Linked DNA regions of Homo sapiens: regions 2 and 3 are each linked to region 1. The links are chromatin loops, found by intact Hi-C in ENCODE. Cell type or tissue: heart right ventricle. All regions are shown on one strand. Links, peaks and the distances in the headings refer to the core of each region. The heading gives the core; the rest is flanking DNA.

Region 1 (8,688 bases), core at 1,408-6,407:
AGAAAACTTTTCCTCATCCAATTTAGTTCCAGTGGTTGAAGGCCCATGAGTTAACTGACAATAGACAGATTAACAGGAGAAAAGATAGGCGATTTACACATACACAGGAGTTCTCAGAGATAATAACTCACTCAATAGCCTGAGATTAAAGGGTTCATATACAAAATTTAACAAAGGGTAGAGGGGTTAGGGCTTCAATAAGAAGGTATGGAAGGTTCTGTTGAGGTTTTTGATGCTAATAGCAATGGACACTCTGTCTCCCTGGCAGCGAAATTCCAGGAAACCCCCTCAGATGGGGGTTAATGGCAGCAGTATTTTCGGGAGGCCCTGCTTTAGTCAGGTAAGTGCAGTCGAGATAACACTTTTTTCTGTATCTTCTTTAGCTCAAATGTTCTCACTTCAAAAATCTTTATGCCAGCTCCAGGGATTTGAATGAATCCCCACAAGACTCAAGACATATATCATCTCAAGAACTTTCAAAAAGGAAAACTTCCTGGTTCCTTTCTAGGGCAAATTTTGAGATGGACAATATTTCTATGACATGCTTGAGAGCTTCAGGAAGGCTCAGTGAAGTTCCTGGTGACAGAGACATCACTGCCTAATACAAATGCACTGTGGGGTTACGGATAAGGTCTCTGCCCAGGATGACATCATCCTGGGCCTCATTCCAGTACTGTAAGCTGTGACTTCTGTGCCCAGAGTGAGGACTGCTGTTTAACTTCGTTAGGTTCTCAAGATACAAAGCCTGCTACTTACCTTCAGAAAATCATTGCACAATATTTCAAGAGTGAAGTCATATCAGGTTTCTTTTTTCTGTTTACTTTTGCCTTTCACTCATCACAAACAGGATAAAAGGTAGACCGTTTATATTTTTGGGTCACAAATTGATCTTATAACTCCAAACACTGACTTCCAGGGAAATTTTGTTACCAGTGGAAATATCTAGACGAAAAGGTGAAATTCAAAGTGCTAATTTCAAGAGGCAGTATCTTTTATAAGTAATATGAATTCGTGCTATTTGTCTATAAGGAAAACATGCTTCCTGTTCAGTAAAGTCATTTTCACAACCTCAGGAATGCTGCCATTATTAAGATAGTTAACAGCATCTTCTAAAAAAATTGTGGACTCAGGTTCATCATTTCAAACAGCTGATACACAATACACAATGTAGAAATTAAAGATAACTTGGCCAGGTGCGGTGGCTCACATCTGCAATCCCAGCTACTCGGGAGGCTGAGGTAGGAGAATCGCCTGACACCCGGGAGGCCAAGGCTGCAGTGAGCCGTGATTGCGCCACTGCATTCCAGCCTGGGCAACAGAGCAAGACCCTGTCTTAAAAAAAATAACCGAGCCACCAAGTGATCCTATCTTAGGAGATGGAAACCCCCATCATAAGAAGAGTAGGTAAATGTCTGCAGTCTAGCCTCTGGGAATGAAATTTCTTAAGGACGGGCTTCATGGATTTGGGGCTCATGAACCTGCAAGAACACTGGCAATCAAGAGAGTAAAAACATAACCAGAAGGGTTCAGAGTTTGGGAAGCTTCTTCGTAGCACTAACTGAGATATTGCTAATTAGTGGCTCTCCAAAATATTATTAAAATAATCTGTTGATTCTGGACAGTCTTTATTAGGGGAGGAGGCTGTCCTGTGCATTATAGGATGTTTAGCAGCATTCCTGACTTCTACCCTCTAGATGCCAGGAGCAGCCCCAGTCATGACAACCAGAAATGTTGCCAGACATGGCCAAATATCCCCTGGGAGGCAAAATCATCCCCAGTTGAGAACTGATGGCTTAAAGTTAATGGAGAACACTATTTACAAAAAATCTCACTAGAGTCTCGGGGTGCAGGTAGGGGATGGAGCAAAGTTGGGAGTATTTTTGAGATTGTGAAGTCTGGATTTTTTCCAATGTGTATCTTTTAGTGTGAGAGCCAGGGAGCCCTGGCTGGGGTCTAGTGAGGACCATAATCTAATCACTTAGAATGGGCAAACACAAGATGAAGATTTTGAGGGCAAAGACTCGGAAATGCTCAAATTTTAAAATTTTCCTTGAATGCTTTCTATTGACGAGTTGATGTGTCTTTGGGGAAATTCCTGGAATGAACAATACAGTTATTTGTAACTGTTATCTTCTTGAGGAAGAGTTTTCTGGAACAGTAAAGTTATGCTGATGAAGATCCTGGAATAGTAAAATCATGTTAACGTAGACTGTGTGGATATAAATACGTTTTAGATCTCAGTGAATTCCTTAAGTTCCTTGATTTTTTGCCCCTGCCCTTTTGCCCGTTATTACCACATTCAGAAAAGCCAATAAAATACAAAAAAAAAAAAAAAGAGACTAAAGAGGCAGCAGGAAGAAGGAGGGGCTCGGATGTTGCTGCTGGGCTCCATCCTGGCTTCACCACACTGACACCTGCATGACCTGGGTGAGCAACATACTTTCTCCAAACCTCAGCCTCTCCATCAATATATGGAAGTTGATAATAGTGACTCCTTCATCAAGTTGTGGTAGAGTTTGAATGAAATAATACATGACCAGTGCCCTAGACATACTATGCACTCAGTGGGTATAAATCAACTGTGTAAAACTAGGAAAACATGCCATCACTATGGTGCTTCTATGCTTAGACCAACATGCCTTTGGGGACTGCCTCATTCTTTCTGAAAACTAAGCAAATACTGGGTTTAAAAGGAAGCAGAAGTGTTGTCTCTGCACCCTAGAAATATTGTGTAGGGAGAGGTGGCTAACTCTCCTAAATCCTTCCACCCATGTTTTTAACTGAGCATGCTCTTGGATCACCACTAAAATGCATGGGGGAATTTAGGCTGTAATTTAGTAATGCCACTGTTTATAAAAGTAGAGGAACAATGAGAACACCATGGCATTAGTTTGGAGTAGGTTAAAAATTACTTTTCTGAAGCTTATCTACTAGAATGTTTATCTAAGCTATTTTTCATGGGACGTTTTAAAGACAATACCTTCCTTCAATAGCCATGACCTTGAATTCATTACATGGTGGAATTCTACTGCTTACTCTCTCCTAATTCTGAAAGCCAGCCATATTCTTCAAGTGGGAGACTCATTTGTACAGTGCCAGGTGCTGATCTAGGCACTTCATATGAACTTTCTCCTTTAATCCTCAGTCTGTAAGGTAAATACCGTGATGAGAAATCTGATACTCAGAGTCAAGCAATACAGTGAGGAGACCCAGCTGACACACAAGTGGAGGCAGAATTTAAGCCTTGTCTAGTGGGCTCCAAAGTCGATGGTTCTACTGCAGCATGTTACCACCTACATGTCTATTTCTCAAAACAGCAACAAACAGAAAAACCCTAAGATAACACATCAAACATCCTAGTCATGGTTTTACAGAGTCTGGGTCCATATGCAGTATTTGAACAGATAAACTGGTTTCTAGTATGTTGGCAAGGAAGGGGCAATCTTGCAAGGTGGATAGATCTAATCTGATTGTAAGGTGACTGAAATAACCAGACACCAGCCTCAGGGAGCCTCATTGCCAGTCCAGTTGTTTGCCTAATTTTAACCAGTGAATGAAGTAGATCCAATCCATTGGTTGACACTTAACTGCTGTTGATGGGGCTGAGAGGAAGAAAAACAAGTCCGTCCCCTCTCTTATATACCATCCTGTCCCCCAGTGCAATCTGAGTGCCGTGTAAATTTGGCAAAGGGATGTTTAGACAGCAAAGGTTATCAACAAAATGGTTATGGGCCAAGGGAATTTCACTGAATAACCCTGTGGCTGGGAGTGACACTGGAATTAATTGTCTCCTAGTGTCCTGAAGAGTAGGCTTCCTAGGATGGTCTCCTTTTTTATGGTGGTGGTAATCTTTTTATTATTTTTCACGGTGGGTGATTCATTAAAAGAACAACTAAATGCAATTCAATTTCTAGGCCTTTGTAAGGTTTTTGGGTTTGGTTTTTGTTTTTTAACATGAACCAGAGTTCTTTTTTCCATCTCAGCTCTGTGAAAATGCCAACTGTGTGATTCTGAGCAAGTCGCCTAATCTCACTAGGGCTCAGTTTCTTCTCTGTAAGAGAGGGATCCACTATGTGACCCCTAAGGTCCTTTCTTGCTTTTAAGTCAAACTGATTCAGATGTTATTAACTGACTAGTGCCCTCTACAGGCAACTTCCTCCACCGTGTAAGAATCCAGGAAGAGGATATTTGCAAAATTCTCTTATTATATTTAATGTTGTGACTTAGTGTGCAACATAATATTTTGTTATGTAATGAACCATGCTGTGAAGCAAATAAAAATGTTAGACTTCATCTAGACCTAATTTTACAGATAAAGAATATAAGGACCACCATGGCTGGGAACTTTTCCAGTTCCTTTGGGATAAGGCTGGGGCTTGGTTACAAATCCCTGATATTCAGCTTAATAGTGTCCAGTGGTGACCTTTCTAGTCTTTTATGGTTTTCTTCAAAACTCTCTTTCCTTCACTTCTCAGATAACATTGGAACTCCGCATTTTCTAAATTTTCTATGTACTTACTATCCTTAACAGTTGATGAACTGTGGATTTTTCCACTAGAGTGGGAAATGGCTGTGTAGAAGTTGCCTGGTAATGATGTGAGCACCTCCTGTGAGGGTTACTTTCTTGCAACCTTTCCTGCTACTGATGTGAAGGTCCTTTACTGACATTGCTAGTGGAAAATGTATGCATGCTCAATATCTGATTGATTCACTTTTAGTTCAAGGACTGCAAAAATTTTTAATCCTTCATGCGGAGACCTACTCAGAAGTTGGGACACATTATTCATTTCTAAGGTGGAGGACGTAGAAAAAATGTCCTGGACAGCTTTCAGTGAAAATCTGGGTCTGCTTAAGCCTGCTTTAAAATTTTCTAAAATGAATTCATGTTTTAATTTTTATTATTACAAAAGCAGCATTTGTGCCTTGTCGAAAGTTATAAATTCAGATAAAGAAAAATAAGAAAACGATAGCACCATATTCCTACCACCCATAGATTACCACTGTTAACACCTGTGTGTATATCCTTAAAGCTTTTTCTATGCGTGTATAAATATACATATACATATTTTTACCAAAATGAGATCATGTTGTACATGCTGTTTGTAACCTGCTTTTTTTAGTTAATGATCTCCATCTTTCCTTGCCAATAAATTTTCATCTTATCTAAAACCCAGTCTGTATTCAAATTCCTCCTGCTCGTCCCCAAAAATGTCCTTTCCAGTTGGTTTGTCCAAACCGAACTCAAACCTAGGGCCCTGCATTGCATCTAGTATTATGTCCCTTAAAGCTCTTTAATCTAGCATGGTTTCTTCCCTCCTTTTATTATTTTTTTCATGAAACTCCTTGTTGAAAAAAACAGGGAAGCTTTCTTTTGTTTTTTTCTCTTTCAGATTTTGTTCTTTACATAAACCAGATTTTTTTTTTAAAATTGCCCAACTTTTTGCTGTATCTTCACCTGCAAGAGATACTGCCTTAATGGTATGACAGATGGTCAACTGCTGAAATGTAAAGATTTTCGTCTAAAATGAAATCTGTAAACCTGCTCAAAAGCCTGGAAAACATCTCTATTTTTCTTTAAGTTTCCCCTCTGCCTGTCCCTCCAGCCCAGAACAAAGGATAATCAGTCAAAACTTGTGTCAGGCCCTATGATAAGCTATAGTGGTGAACCAAACAGCCATGGTCCCTGTCCTCATGGAGCTTATAGTCTAGGGAGGGAATCTGACCTTCAGTTAATCATTAACATTAAATGCTTAATTAGGTGATGACAAAGACAAATGCTGAAAAGGCAAAGGATAGAGTATAAGGTGTCCAGGTGTGAGAGGTGGCTCAGGAAATAAAGGGGCCTTGTCTGGTATATTACAGCAGCCTTTTCCAGAGAAATGGCATTGAGATTAGAACTGGTTAAGAAGAGAGGAAGGAGAAGACTGTTTCAGGCAGTGAAACCAGCATTTGCCAAGGTGCTGAGGTTTAGGAGTAGTTTCTAGCATGGCTGGGATAAAGGGGATTAGGGGAAAAATGGAATGAGATAAAGCTGGAAAGGAAGGCATGCAGCAGCTCATTCAGAGCTTATAGGCCATGTGAACAACTTTGGGCTTAATTATGTGGGCAAGGGGGAGCAATGAAGAGCTCTGAGATTTATATTTTACTAAGATCAGGCTGACTATTGTGTAAAGAGTATGTATTAGTTCGTTTTCACACTGCTGATAAAGACATAACAGAGACTGGGTAATTTCCAAAAGAAAGAGGTTTAATTCAACTCACAGTTCCATGTGGGTGGAGAAGCCTCACAATCATGGTGGAAGGCAAGGAGGAGCAAGTCATGGCTTACATGGATGGAGCAGGCAAAGAGAGAGAGCTTGTTCAGTGGAACCCCTCTTTTTAAAACCATCAGATCTCATAAGACTTATTCACTATCACGAGAACAGCACGAGAAAGACCTGCCCTCATGATTCGGTTACCTCCCACCAGGTCCCTCCCACAACACATGGGAATTCAAGATGAGATTTGGACAGGGACACAGCCAAACCATATCAGAGTACATGAAAGAGATAGGACTGGGCACGAATTACCAGTTAGAAGGCCACTGTGGTTGCGCCACTGAGAGATGATAGCTTGGCCTAAAGTAATGGCTGGAATGGATTGAAGAGGAGTGATTTCAGAGATATTTAGTGAATCAGCAAGTGGAACCAAAAAGACTTGAGGACTGATTGGATGAGGAGAGGTTAGGGAGAGGTAAAGGAAGGAGAGGAGCTAAGGATGATATATCTGTCAGCATTGTTTCTGTAGGGGTGATTGCAATCCCATTCAAACTGGCTTAAGCCTAAATGAAAATTTATTGATTCAAGTGAAGGAGAAGTCCTTGGGGTAGATCAGATACTTCATATATGGCTGGATCCAGGAGTTCAGATGATGTCTTCTAGAGTAGCTCTCTTTTGAATTCTTTATCTGGTGTAATGGCTTCACTCTCTGGAAAGCTCTCCTTGTGGTGGCAAAATAGCTGCTGGCAGCTCTAGGTTCACATCCTCAGAGGTTAGCAACTCCAGAAGAAGGCAACTTCTCAATAGTTTCAGGAAACTTCCTAGAATTGAGCCTTATTGGCTAGTCCTGGGTAACATGTTTACCCATGGAGCTAACAGGTAGGATTAATCTCACCTGGAGTAAAGACATTGTGAGCAGGAAAGGAAATTTGAAGAGCTATTCCCAGTACAAAGGTGAATGAGTGCTAAGTAGGCAAGAATGACAGTACTAATAAGGAGTCCAGGTAACTCTGAGGATTTTTACAGGCAAAACTGAGTGGATGGCGGAGGGATGGGGGTAGGGTTTATTCATTGAAGGAAGGGTAGAGTGTTGAGGGGAAAGATCACAAGTTCAGGTTTGCACATGTTCTTTTTGAGGCCTATTATCACATGGGGATATCAAGTGGGCAGATGGATCCATGAGTCTGATCCATGAGTATCAGTAGAAAATTCTTGGCAGTAGTTCAAGTTCCTGGAGTTATCACTGCACAGGATATGGACAGGATCATCTGAGGAGCGAGTCAGATGAGAAAAGGAAATTTAATGTCTGGGTAGAGGAAGAGGCTGCGGAGCCCAGAATAAAAGAAGGTCCTATCAGCTAGTTAGAAAGAAACCTAGCGGGAATGGTGCCATCAAAGTCAAGCCTCTGTCATGACAGTGAGTATGGAATGATTAACTATATGCCATGCCTCTGAGAGAGAAAATCAGATGCAGAAGTGTTCCTCAAATGTAGCAGCACTGAGATTGTTGGTGACCTTAGTCAGTGGAACAGGTGTCCTTAGAGCATTGGGGAAGGAAGCCAGGTTTGGTAGGTGGTGGAAGGGTGAATCAGAGTTGAAAATATGGTAAAGATTAGAAATTTACTATGAAGAAATGGAGATTGACAAAAGAATGGCAAGAGTAGGCAAAGGGGGTCTAGGAGGGGTTTTTGTTTTATGTTTTAAAAGAGACACTTGAACTTATTGAGAGGAAAGTTGGAAACACAAGCTAAAAGACAGAAGATGGGATCCACGGCATGGGTGGATGGAGAGATGTTGGAATTGAGAGGGACCATGTCCTCCACTGTACCTGGAAGCAAAAGGATGAACACAAAAGCAGGAAAGTTTGTATAGATCTCATGGCCAGAAATTGAAGTTGTTTCCATGTAATGGTTTCTATTATTTCTGTGAAGTAGGAAGTTACATTGTCTCCTTAAAGCGAGCAAGAAATCCAAGGTTTGAAGAGAACAGAGAGATTTGAAACAGAGTGTAGAAAAACAAACCAGAGGTAGAGTAGGATTTCAGAGCAGTGCCTGTGGCCCAGCAGGGGAGGAATTGGCCTCATCAGATCGGTTGGTGATTTCCCGCAGCAGTGCCCAGCAGCCTGAGCGCTCAACCTGAGAAGATGAACAGTGAGTCATTCAGATATGATGAAAGAGCACAGGAAAAAGGAGCTGATGGTAGAGTCAAACCCCACCACAACATTATATGTGAGATCCAAAAACTGAATTGCATAAAATGGAGAGCCTTGTTATAACTAGGTTAGTGAAATGAGGATAGGGACTGGGTGGAAGGTGGGAGCCAAACACCAATTACAGGCTGCTAACTTCGCACTGCAACAGGAGGTACCATCATGGGGGTTTTACTACATTTGCAAGGGAAAGATTGAAAGGATGAACCATAGAGTTCATGTT
Region 2 (8,688 bases), core at 2,177-7,176, 500 kb after region 1:
TTTCTTTTTCTTTTTTAGAATGGGTGGCTCTCCAAACTTGAAATGGGGAGAGGGGCCTGAAGATGCAGTGGTATGACTGAAGCTACCAAAACTGTCACCCAATACCATCCTCCTCTGTTTCAACACAAAAGAGAATCAGTTTTGAGAGCACAACCTTAGAATAAACTGTGTTAGACCTAAAGGTTGCAGGGAACTGGAAAGCCTAGCTGAACTCTCCCTGGCAGAACAAGCAGCTGGCGAAATCATTAACTAGCAGTTCTCTCCTGCCCCACAGTGCCCTTGGTTGCCCAAAGGCCCCCTGAGCCCAAGACTCCAGGTCTTTCCTTTCCTCCAAGTCAGCTTCTTCTGTGTCCTGTTCCCTCAGAGCAAAGCACTGTACTTTCCAAGGTAACACCTAGCTAAGCTAATATAATCTAATCTGAAAGACTTAGTATTATTGGATTATTATGCTATTACTCCTAGAGAATACAATTTGCATTCTAGAGACACACAGGCTTAAACTGAAGGAGTGGGAATTTCCATTACACTGTCAGGAGAGGAAGGGATGCAATTTTACAAGCGGTGGGAATTTCAAGACCAAATGTTAAAACTTAAAACAGCCTTGCCTGTTCCTACAGCTGGGAAGGTTTTGAGTTTCATTATTTAAAAGCTACCAACTCAACAGGCCCGGTGACTCACACCTGTAATCCCAGCACTTTGGGAGGCCAAGGCAGGCAGATCACCTGAGGTCGGGAGTTCGAGGCTAGCCTGACCAACATGGAGAAACCCCCGTCTCTACTAAAAAATACAAAAAAATTAGCTGGGTGTGGTGGCACATGCCTGTAATCCCAGCTACTCGGGAGGCTGAGGCGGGAGAATCGCTTGAACCCAGGAGGCGGAGGTCGTGGTGAGCCAAGATCATGCATTGCACTCCAGCCTGGGCAACAAGAGTGAAACTCTGTCTAAAAAAAAAAAAACAACTACCAACCCCTGCCTCTACGTAATCTTTTTTTCTAAAATGTTCCCCCATCTCCTCAGTATTGATGTGTTCAGAGGCTCTGGGCTTTCTTTTGACCTGAGTAATAGTAATGATTGGTCATGCCAGAGCTGTACTTCATCAGTGGGTTTTTTAAAATAATATTTTAAAAATAATACTACCTCCCCAGTTATTTAAAAGTAACCATGCCCTTGTTCTCACTCATAGGTGGGAATTGAACAATGAGAACACTTGGACACAGGAAGGGGAATATCACACACCGGGGCTTGTCGTGGGGTGGGGGGAGGGGGGAGGGATAGCATTAGGAGATATACCTAATGTAAATGACGAGTTAATGGGTGCAGCACACCAACATGGAGCATGTATACATATGTAACAAACCTGCATGTTGTGCACATGTACCCTAGAACATAAAGTATAATTTAAAAAAAAGAAAAGAAAAAAATTTAAAAATTAAATATAAAAAAATAAAAAAATTAAAGTAACCATGCCTTACATTTAATTCTTTTAATTTTGGTCTATTTTTTAATAAACCTAATAAGCTGCTTCAAAGATATGCAAGAACTCTTAGAAATAACTACCACTTATTGTATATATACTAGATGTCAATATAGTATACAATAGACGCTAAGCCAATTATATATTTGGTCTCATGACACACAACCCTATGAACTAGATGCTACTATTTCTTTTCTTTAGGCCTGAAAACTGATGTTCTGAGAATTTAAATAAATGTAGCCAAGATCACAGTAGTTGAAGTGTTGGAGGAAGCATTCAAACACAATTCTGTCTGCATTCAGAGCCTGCCGTCTTAATTACGAACTTTTCCTACCAGCTAAGGGAAAGGCAGTGTAGGGACAAACAACAATACTTCTACTATCTTGAGTTTAACAATCTTGCAGTAAGTGAGGTAGTAACTCCCAGGTGTGGTCCCTGAAACAGCAACATCATCATCCCCCAGCAAAGTTGTTCAAACTGCAAAATTTAGGGCCCACCTCAGACTTTAAAAATCAGAAACCCTGGAGATGGAACCCAGCAATCTGTGTTTCAAGACACACGCTTAAGTTTGAGAACCCATAAACTAAGCATCTGTATTAGTCCATTCTCACACTGCTATAAAGAACTACCTGAGCTTGGGTAATTTATGAAGAAAAGGGGTTTAATTGACTCACAGTTCCACAGTTTTAACGGCAAGCATGACTGGGAGGCCTCAGGAAACTTACAATCATGGTGGAAGGTGAAGCGGAGGCAAGCAGCTTCTTCACATGGTCACAGGAGAGAAAGAGAGAGAAAAGGGGAAGTTCCACACACTTTTAAACCCTCAGATCTCTTGATAACTCACTCACTATTACAAGAACAGCAAGGGAGAAATCTACCCCCATAATCCAACCACCTCCCACCAAGCCCCTCCTCCAATTCAACGTGAGATTTGGGCGGGGATACAAATTCAAATCATATCAGCATCAGTGTGAATACTTTGGAAATGGATCAATCACAACTGCTTTTTTAAACATTCATTTCTTGAATAATTCTTTTTCAGTAGAAACTTGCACATAATTTTATTCTAACTCCAGAGAGATTTGAACAAACATTGTTGCCACATGCTTGACAGGTGTGTAACATTGTGAGTGGAAAAGAAGTAATCAAGAGAAAACCATTTCTCAAAATCCTGTGAGGTAACCTAGTACAACTGACTTTAAAAGCAGTGTAACAGGTGTTTCTGAGTTTTACAAGATGAAGAGTTATCTAAGTTAGTTATATAATACCTAGTGAGTTCCCAGTAGTCTCCTCCCTGTCTGTGCAAAATTACAAGGAACGGCGTTGAAAAGCACCTGTAGGGCTCATTTGACGAGCCTGCCTCACCCTTCCTCTTCGCTCTGTGCTGCTTCTTTCTCTAATCAAAATAAGACAGGGGCCGGGCATGGTGGCTCACGCCTGTAATCCTAACACTTTGAGATGCTGAGGCAAGTGGATTGCTTGAGCCCAGGAGTTCAAGACCTGCTTGGGTAACATGGTGAAATACTGCCTCTACAAAAAATACAAAAAAATTGGCTGGGTGTAGTGCTGTGTGCTGTAGTCCCAGCTACTCAGGAGGCTGAGGTGCAATGATCACTTGACCTGGGGAAGTCAAGTCTGCAGTGAGCCGTGATCGGGCCAGTGCACTCCAGCCTGGGAGAGAGAGTGAGACCCCATCTCAAAAAATAAAACATAAAAAAAAATTAAGACCGAGAGGCCAGCTTTGGTCTGGGTGACACTACCAGTTTGGGGTCTTCCACTCCCTCTAGCTGGAGAACCTCTGGGCAATCGCCCAGTGTGCAGGTGCTCTGTGCACCTGCCCTAATGACTCAGGTCTGGGAATGGACCATTTTCCAAGAGGCAGGCTCTACATTCAGTTTCTCAAAACCCTTGTGTCTTCCATTTCCTTGAAGTTTGTTCAATATTAGCCTAGGTGTGCCCTGAATAAAAGAAAATAGAAATTCATGGCATCATTTTGTCTTTACCTGAAAAAGAAAAACGATTTGAGTTGGTTTTCAAACAGGGCCAGAGGTCAGAAGTCGAAGGGCAACTTCCTTGCTGGGGCTGAGTCAGTGACTTCAACCTTCTCAGACCAGGGTTCAGCTGTGCACACCCTGCTTCCTGCAGGGAAGGAGTTGTTCTGGTAGAAAACAGTTTGGATTCTACAGGCCAGTGGTGCAATTCCAGCTCAGGAAATTGCTAGCTCCGAAGCAGTTGTTCCTCCGTGTCTGACTTTGGGCGATGTATTTCACATTCTTCAGCCTGGTTTCCTGAACTGCACTGTTTGGGATGGAAAGGGCAGGAATATCAACCCAATGAGAATGGAGAGAAGTAGGACTCAGTGGCCTAACCTCACTAGACTACCTCAGGAAATGCTAAATTAATGTCAGCACTGCCGGCTGGGCATGGTGCCTCACAGCTGTAATCTCAACACTCTGGGAGGCTGAGGCAGGTGGATCGCTTGAGCCCAGGAGTTCAAGACTAACCTGGGCAACATACTGAAATCCCGCCTCTGCAGAAAATACAAAAATAGCCAGGCATAGTGGCATGTGCCTGTAGTCCCAGCTTCTCAGGAGGCTGGGGTGGGAGGATTGTTTGAGGTAGAGGTTGCAGTAAGCTGAGATGGCGCCCCTGCACTCCAGCCTGGGTGACAGAGTGAGACTCTGTCCTTAAAAAAAAAAGTGTTGGGGTAGGGGGGTGGTCAGTGCTTTTCCTCTTCCCCTTGAAAGTAATGAGACAGATTTTCACCTGACTTTTTGGGAACACTAACCTGAAAGAGCAGTCACCAGGGGTCATATAAACAGGGTTTACGGCCCGATCATCTCACAAGCATATCCCAGAAAACTGGGATATATGTGTGTGGTTTCTAATCTTGAAACACAGGACAAGGCCAGGATGCCTCATACACTGAAGAAGGGAAAAACTATAATCCCTGGTTCTGGATCAAGTCACAGGCTTTCTCCTCAGACCTCTGGGGAATGCTGGACTCTCTTCCTCTCCACAACACCCCACACATAAACACACTCAAAACACAGACAAATTCAGTATTCAGCTAATCCCTAAATATTCAAGGGAGCGACACACCAATCCACTGCAGAGAAGAGAAACACCACACTCGGTGCCCGGCTGTGAAGTTTAAAACCTTTCCCGGAGACATTTGTATTTTTCCCAAAAGGAGAGAGCCCTCTGCTGGTGAATGGACACCGTGCTGGGGAAGGGTGACCGGACTGTCCACGTTAAGTCACCCTTACCGGCTGTTTGCTCCTTTTCAGGCAGCAAATGTGTAAGTTATTACCAACTGGCTAAGTTTTCATCCGTGGCAGGAACAAATTCCAGTATTATTTAATGAATGTTGATGGTACAAAGCCCAAATCCCATAAAACCCTCTTGGCTGGACTGATTACAGTTTACTACAGCAAAAAGCGGGGAAAAAGAGAGGATACAAGAACTTTTTTCGGCTCTTCCATAGTTCATGGATAATCTCCTCGAAATGTTTCATGCAGACGGCTCTGCCCAGTATTTGGGCTGTAAAAACATCGTGTCAGACAGTTTGGAAGACGTTGTAAACAACCTAAATGTCCGTCAAAAGAAAATGAGTAGGTGAGTTATGGTGGATCCAAACAACGGAATACTATGCAGCTTTAAAAAAAATAGTGAGGAAGTTCATTCGGTAAGAATATAGAAAGATCGCCACATCGTTATGTTTGTGAAGGAAAAGCATAGAAACAATATGCATAATACACTGTCATTTGTGTAAGAAGGAGGAGATATGTTTGTGTTTGCTTCTACATGCATGAAGTATTTCTTACTTTTTTTTTTTTTTAACAGAGTCTTGCTCTGTCACCTGGGCTGAAGTGCAGTGGGGCCATCTTGGCTCTCTGCAAGCTCCACCTCCCGGGTTCACGCCATTCTCCTGCCTCAGCCTCCCAAGTAGCTGGGACTACAGGCACCTGCCACCACACCCGGCTAAATTTTTTTTTGTATTTTTAGTAGAGACGGGGTTTCACCGTGTTAGCCAGGATGGTCTCGATCTACTGACCTTGTGATCCGCCCGCCTCGGCCTCCCAAAGTGCTGGGATTACAGCATGAAGTATTTCTAAAAGTTTGCCCAAAGAATTAATTCCAGTGGTTACATGTTTATAGGGGTGTGAGAACTGCAGGAATGGAGGACACAGGTGAGAAGAAACGTTCCACTTTGTTATATATTTCGACCTTTGATGTGACTATTTTAATCAAACATTAAGTCGTTTTTAAATGACAGCCAGAATGGGCATGAAGTTTCCTTTTACCCAACACTTTGATAACAATTAACATTTATTTAGCACTTACTATGTGCCAGGCAACATGCTAAACGCCTTAGGTGCATTAACTCATTTATTTAACCCTCACAACTACCCTATAAGGTAGGAACTATTCCTGTCATCCACATTCCAGAGACAAGGAAACTAAGGGACAGAGAGGTTATTGGCCCAGGTTCACACAGAGAAGGCCTCTCAGCAGGCTGACTCCAGATTTCTGCACCAACACCGTTCTATGCAGCTGCTCCAGAGAAAGTGTCTCCAACACAGTAAAGCTGATATCAGAGAATATTGTTGGCTAAAATTCCAGGAATCCTGAAGTTTGGAGAAATCCTTTACTAGTGGTCTCAAACATGAGATTTCCTTTGATTAGACAAACGTACACCATTATTCACAAACATACACTCATAGATTCTCACAATTCAAACATGCATACATTCTCACATTCACACATACTCACACATCCTAAACTCACACACACATCCTCTCACGCAGTCACACTCATATATCTCACACAAATTCACACTCACATCCTCTCACACACATTCACACTCACATCCTCTCACACACACATCCTCTCTCACACACACTCATCCTCTTACACACACATCATCTCACACACTCACACACATCCTCACACAGTCACACACATACATCCTCTCACGCACTCACTCTCATACATCCTCTCACACACACATCGTCCACATACACATCCTCTCACACACGCACACACATCCTCTCACACACATACACACATCCTCTCACACACATACACATACCTCCTCACACACACACATTCTCTGACACATACACATACCTCCTCCCACACACACACACATCCTCACACACATCTTCTCACACACTCACACACATCTTTTCACACACATCCTCTCACACACATCCTCACACACACATACATCCTCACATACACACATACATCCTCTCACACTCACACACATCCTTTCACACACACATCCTCTCACACATTCACACACACAATCCTCTCACACTCACAGTCATACATCCTCTCACACACACACATCCTCATACACACACATCCTCTCACACACACATACCTCCTCTCACACACACACATCCTTTCACAGACACATCCTCTCACACACACACGTCTTCTCACACACTCACACATCCTCACACACACATACATCCTCACATACACACTCATACATCCTCTCACACACTCACACACATCTCTCACACACATCCTTACACACACATATCCTCTCACACACACATCCTCTCACACACATATACATTCCTTCTCTCACACACCCTCTCACACACTGACACATCCTCTCACACATCCTCACACACACATCCTCACACACACTCACATCCTCTCACACACACATACATTCACACAGTGACACACACATCCTCTCACACACATCCTCTCACACACTCACACACATCCTCTCACACACACACATCTTCTCACACACATATATCCTCTCACACACATTCATACATCTTCTAACACTCTCACACACATCCTCACTCACACTCATACATCCTCACACACATACATCCTCTCACACACACATCCTTTCACACACACATCCTCTCACACATTCACACACACAATCCTCTCACACACTCACAGTCATACATCCTCTCACACACACACATCCTCATACACACACATCCTCTCACACACATACACATACCTCCTCTCACACACACACATCCTTTCACAGACACATCCTCACACACACACGTCTTCTCACACACTCACACACACATCCTCTCACATACACACACATCTTCTCACACACACATCCTCTCACACACTCATGCATCCTCTCAAACACACACACATCCTCTCAAACACTCACACACCTCTCACACATTCACACACATCCTCTCACACACACACATCCTCTCACACACACACACATGCCCTCTCACACACACACATCCGCTCACACACACACCCACTCACACTTACACATCCTCTCACACACTGACACATTCCCACATACACTCATACCCACTCCCACACCCACTTGCCAACTCAAACACACCCTCACACCTTCTCTGGCTCCAGCCTACCCTCTCCTCTCTCCCGCCCCACACAGCCCCAGAGCGTTGGTCCTGGTACACTCCAGTCCAAGGATTCCTGGGCCTCTCTCAGGCCCACTCTCCCTTTGCCAATCTCAGGATCTCCTCTCCATGCATCAGCCTCTCCTGACTAAAATGTGGGCGTCCGTATTTCTGTTCCACACAACCCACTTCTACCTCCTAAACGTGCTCCACACACATTTGCACAAAGAACTAATAACACTGGTTACTATCATTAGTGCTCCATGCTACCCAATTCCAGCTTTATTTCTCCTGACAACAAAGACTTTCTCTTCCTCAGGACCTTAAGAGGGAAAGATTGTTTTTCCATTCTACTTATACTTTCAGCTTCTCTGCTTGCATAGTGAATGAAGAATTTCATGCAATTTCATTTTTGACAAGAAAGAGTTACAACCTTCCATCTATCTTAGGACAAGCTGCAGCGCATCTCCTCCCGGTGCTGGAGGACGCACAAACACTGTGAGACCAACATTTTGTTCTGCCAACAAGCCATTTAGTGTCCCTGGAGCACTGACCTGCAAATATGCTAGATGCAAAACCATTTAAAAGGGAGAATGAGATATAGCATTTGACACATGCACTTTTCATTTTTGGGGAGGGGTTGGCTTTACAACATAACAATTCTTGAACATTTTACTGCGGCCCCAAACTCCCTGTTGCTCTGCTGTTTCAAATTCTGAAGGCCGAAAATCTATGTCTATGTCTATGTCTATGTCTGTGTTGTACATTATTTTATTATATAGTGGCTGTAAAAGGATATCAAGGCCAGGCATAGTGGCTCACACCTATAATCTC
Region 3 (5,000 bases), core at 1-5,000, 170 kb before region 1:
TGGTATGAGATTTAATGAACTGATAATTTCTCTGCTATCTATCGCATCAACTCTAGCTTTTGAGGCCTTATGGGAGCTGTCCTCATTCAGCAGGTCTGATTCCTTCAGTCCACCCATTCCTCATTAGTTGTGTGAATCCTGTCAGGCCTTTTTCCTTACTGACGCCATGTTCCCAGCCAGCAGAGCTACGGCCTCTAGGAGCCTGTAGGGGCTAAAAGGGACACTTGGGAAGTTGCCACCCTGATGTGGGTACATTGCTTGGAGGGAGAAAGGTGCCTTTGTATGAATATGTGGCTTGGTGAATGGAGCAGCCTAGATTTCATCACCACTCCTCCATCTTGCCTAGGTGCCTTTGCACAGTGCACAAAATATGCAACCATACGTCGCTGCCCCAAGCAGTGCCATCCACTTTATCTGCACTCAAGTAGGTCCTTCCCGTTTTATATGCAAGTTAAGTCGACCCATTCAGTATGTTTATGCCTTTAAGCTTCCTGTCACCTTATGTTTAACTGTCTATAGTTTTTCCTATTCATCTGCTTAATTACATTTCTAAAGGGTAGGGGTAAAGGCTTTTTCTCCTTTTGAGCTCTTCCTAGCAGAGAACTAGGTACAGCATAATAATTATCTAAATTTTTCTTTGATAAACTTCCAACTTTCAAAGAATAGTAATACATCAACACATCTAATACATCCAGCAATCCTGGGAAATAAGGATTCTCCTCATTTACAGAGGGAAGCTAAGATTTGGAAAAGGTAGGGCACAGAGTAAGCTCTCTAGACTTTGTTGATAGTTTGCTGTTCTATTTTGTTACTAAAAAGTCTTAACTTGTCGTTTGGCTTTCAATATTTTTTTCTTGAATCATTGTGTTATCTTTACCCAATTAATGCTTAGGCAGGTAAAGTAGATTTCTGTAGGCAAACCAAGGTAAAAATAAGTCTATTTAACACAGGGTGCCTTTGAATGAAACCCATTATAAGTGTATTTACATATTTCAGATTTCATGGATATATTCAGAAATATTAATGTAATATAATTGAAGTCTAATATTGCACCCTCAAGCCCAGAGTGGAAAATAAATGACTCTTTCTACCCCTTGCCCTTCTACACCTGTCAAAGTTAATTTTTAACCACTGGCACATTGCAAAACATTCATCCTGAAGAGCCTGATTCATAAATCTTGTTTTAAATGCTCTGGGCTTGGTTCTCAACCCAGACTAAAGGCAAGCACTAAGGTAGAGGGAAATGACATTCAAAGAGTTTTACTTGTCTCTGATTTAATTTTTATTGGTTTAAAATGTGGTCTGACATTAGAGGGTTGCTTCAAAGGTGAAAAATGAAACTTTGAAAAATTACATGTTTGTAGATGCGTAGAACTAAACGGGCAAGCCACACTAGGTTTTGTCAAACAATAGTTTTATTTGTGTCCTGAGAGACACAGGTATTTTGGTATGTATGTGTTTAGGAGGGGTATATAGTCAGTTTTACTTTTGTTTTCACAGTGCAGATGTCTCTTTGTCTCAAGGGACAAAGATCTGAGGGAGAATTGCAGGGGGGACTACTTTATTCTGCTAAGCAGTGGGGATGCCTTTATCAGAAACCTGGTAGAATGTGTCAGAGTTTATACATACGTAAACCTGGGCTTATTTATATACTTAAATGGATGTTTTCCTTAGCATAATGTCAGTTAAGACCAGTGGATATGGAGCAAATAATTTGAATTACCCTAAAAGGCCCTCTGTTCTAAGTTGTCTTAAGTTAAAATTATGAAGAGAGGTATTCATTTTACCCTTAGATGAAGATTTTGGTTAATTTTTGTTGTCTATTCTTTTTTTCATGGTCTTTGTTCATAAATGATGTCCAGAAAAAGAAGAAGTTTTCTAGGTTGAAAGCTGCTTGTGCAACATTTGCCACTTGATGGTGACTTGTACATATGAAATATAGTATTCAGTTTGTAACTTTTGAACAGTTTAAGGATCAAGAGACATTTTCCTAACTATATCTGCTGAGAAGTGAAACAATGGGCTGTATTTGCCTCTGAAATGAGTTTTACGAAACTTTGAGGAAAGGGAGAATGATACATATTGTTTTAAAGAATCCAGAAGGTAAAGTTAGTTTTCCAGTGTGTCTAGGCCTTTGAGGTCCCAGAGAAATGCTGACATTAAAATAAAAGTTTTCCTACAACACTAGCAGCTTCGTGAAAACTGTACTTTTGATTTACTAATTAGTGAGTCATATAGATCAAGTGACAGTAATACAATTATGTACATTAGTTGGTGTCAAATTTGGACATACGAAATATACAGAAAGTTGATGGTTTTCTCCCAAAGCAGGAATTACTGATTCAGTTCTACCAGCAGAGGGCTCCCTTTTTTAAGCTAATAAAGAACATGTGTCTTGCAGATCACTTTTTAAACACTAAAATTCAACGGGAAAAAGATTCAGCTCACACTTTCCTAATATAATAGGACCTCTTTGGTAGATGATTGTACATATTGTGAGAAATTTGTTTAAGGCAAAGTTTTTCCAATCTATTTCAAGACTTTCTATACGTTGAGAGAGTACTGCTTTCCAGTGGCTTATTTTCTTCTGAAACAGAAAATATACTGGTGGACTTAACAGAGCATTTTAATCTTAGAAGGTTTTGACATGAAACATCATGTGAATCCAGACAGGTATGCTTAGGAGACTGATGTTTCCAATGTTTCTAGCTTTAGAAAGGCTATTTTTAAAAGTAGGGCAAGATTATGCAGCTCAGGATGCAAGGGTATTCTCTGAACTAACCATATGTCCCTATGATCAGATGGCAGATTCACTTATAGACTGTTATTTCCATTGGGAAAGTTTTTCAATATTATATCAGTTGCACTAAAGGAAAGTTTGTAAAATCACTTTCATTGTGGGTTTAACAGCACTTTCCAGATATTTCAAGTAACCCTGAAGCTAGTTGCTGCTGTTGGCCTGTGTGGACTTTATGTGACCACTGGATCACTTTCCCATGCAGAGTATGAGGGTATTATTGAAAGAACCTATGTCTTCAAAGGGAATGAAATGTTTTGTTTTAATTTAAGCAAGCTAAAAATAGAAAACAGAAAAAACCAGAGTTTTGTTAGGGGTGTGAAATTTTTTGCATGTGGCTTAAAAGATTAACTTCAGTTTTGTCCATTTTTTTTTACGTTCTCTAGCAAAGGGAAGTGAGGAGCAGGGACAATGGGTAGAGAAGGGCATTTGAAACCATCAGAAGATTGGGTTCTAGTCTTAGGGCTATAATCTTCTGTAAACCACTTCACCTCCCTGGGTCAGATTTCGTTTTCCCCTCTATGGCATGCAGGAATTGATTGAAGTGAACTCTAAATTACTTTCTGGTGTAAAGTTTGGTGATTTCCCTGGATAACCTTAAAGCTATCTATGCTCATGCAACTGAAAATTTTCTTAGATCAAATTTTAATTAAATAGTAGTCAGTAATCCCAAGTCTGGTCCATTGCCACTTTCTCAAATAAAGGGCAAACATCCGCTTAGAAAGGTATGCCCTTCTCTGCCCTTCTATCCTTTACCCCATTAGCTGGCACATAAACCTAATGCAGAGACACCTTTTAATTAGCAGGTCATATGGCCATTTAAATGCGAGTTGCAATCGACCTCATAAAAATAGCCGCAGTGTTGTTTTATTCTGAATCGTCACATGATCATGGAGTATAGTATGCATATGGTGTGGGGTTTAATATTCGTCCGAGGATGCCCTCCTACTACTTACTATTGAACATTTTTGTAATCTCCTCCCTGCCCGAGTTGCTCACAAGGGCTTTCCTGTTACACCTGCAGGGCTGTCTGTGCTGGTGTGTGGGAGGAGGTGCAAGAGGTGGACACGAGCGAGGCGCTGTGTTCTGGGTTGTTCCAAGAGGTTCAGGCCTTTACAAGTGAGGCTTTGATTCTATTTTTTGCTGAACTAGCTCAGCCACTTCCTGTGTTTGGCTGTGCATAGTGCCTCGCTTCACTGTCGGCTACTTGAGCCCCGCGAGCCAGCCAGCGCGCTCAGCAGCCAGTGAGACTATTTTAGGTCCCCTCACAATGGCCTTCTCATTTCCCAGGCGAAAATGAGCAAGTTGGTCTTGCATTGGCCACTTGTCAGCCGATGACAACTTTGACTTGGGCTCCCCTCCCCCTCCCGAAATCCCTAGCTCAGCAAATATTTGAACCTGCCCAAGTTAATCATGAAGCTGCGATCTTTATCTAAGGGAGACGTGCGAGCGCCTGGGCTCCTTTCCTCCCCGATACAGTAGCGAAATCCAGTTGGCTTCTCAATGAGGAGCCGGCAGTGAGCGGCGGTGGCCCGGACGCACTGCCGGGCGGGGCGTGGGGCGGAGGGACGAGCCGAGCCGAGCCAAGCGGAGCTGGGCCACTGTGCACGCCCGGAGGGTCCTGGCGGCGCCCCCGCTCCTGCGCGCACTCTCGGCGCCGGACACGAGCACTGCCTGCCGGGAACAGGCTGGGGGGAGGTGCGGGGGCTTGGCCCACTTGGTGGAAGAACAGCTTTGGGGATTTTTTTTTTTTCATTGTCGGATACAGGCATTTCAAAGGGAAACCGTTGAAATGCATAACCTGCAAAGTAAGTTGCCTTGAATTTGTGCACTTCTCTGTTCCTTATCTGAGCGGTGCCTTTCTGTAGTTTGTCTTGGAGTACGTGTGTGTGCGTGCGCCCCTGTAAGCGCTGCCTGGGGAGGACAGATGGGAGATTAGGGGAGACACTCCCCCTGTCCTCGAGGGGGACAGTGGCTGGGAAAGATAGGGTTTAGGTTGGAATTTCAGTAAGAAGGTACTAATTACAACGTGCTTGGTTGGAAGTTGGTGCCAGGCCAGGGCTTGGAGAGACCATGGGAAAATCACCTGTCTCCCTGCCTTCTCCCTGAGTTAGTTTGCCACAGAAGATCCAACAGCCAGACTGGTTTGCACCGACGGTTCCCAAATGCATGGACTGGCACTCTGGGCTGTTACACCCGCCAC

What was found. A loop is a pair of places that touch in the nucleus more often than their neighbours do. Peaks named below come from ENCODE experiments on the same cell type or tissue, not always from the same donor. Only the 100,000 strongest peaks of a DNase experiment are listed, where the experiment ranks them.
Region 2: a loop joins it to region 1, with 2.8 times the contacts of the local background. A loop is called at or near these places in 31 of 110 quality-filtered maps.
Region 3: it touches region 1 in a loop (12-fold over the local background); 96 of 110 quality-filtered maps call a loop at or near these places.

What each region holds. Positions count from the first base shown.
Region 1 is chr5:68,456,207-68,464,894 of GRCh38, forward strand. All of the region lies in intron 3 of LOC105379013 (a long non-coding RNA gene), which reads right to left. Among named protein-coding and RNA genes, the nearest start is that of PIK3R1, 240 kb to the left of the region's middle. In heart right ventricle, for the core only: CTCF peaks have their summits at 4,157 (motif pointing left) and 4,366; no DNase peak of the experiment used is centred there; H3K27ac peaks cover 517 bases.
Region 2 is chr5:68,958,392-68,967,079 of GRCh38, forward strand. LOC107984116 (a long non-coding RNA gene) reads right to left here. Exons shown (of 3, transcript XR_001742709.2): 2 at 3,478-3,772; 3 at 2,149-2,235. Among named protein-coding and RNA genes, the nearest start is that of LINC02198, 67 kb to the right of the region's middle. In heart right ventricle, for the core only: a CTCF peak has its summit at 4,677 (motif pointing left); a DNase peak (open chromatin) is centred at 4,670; H3K27ac peaks cover 915 bases.
Region 3 is chr5:68,284,147-68,289,146 of GRCh38, forward strand. All of the region lies in intron 7 of PIK3R1 (phosphoinositide-3-kinase regulatory subunit 1), which reads left to right. Among named protein-coding and RNA genes, the nearest start is that of PIK3R1, 71 kb to the left of the region's middle. RefSeq lists a silencer at 4,307-4,406. In heart right ventricle, for the core only: a CTCF peak has its summit at 2,352 (motif pointing right); DNase peaks (open chromatin) are centred at 4,155 and 4,838; H3K4me3 peaks cover 1,585 bases; H3K27ac peaks cover 4,861 bases.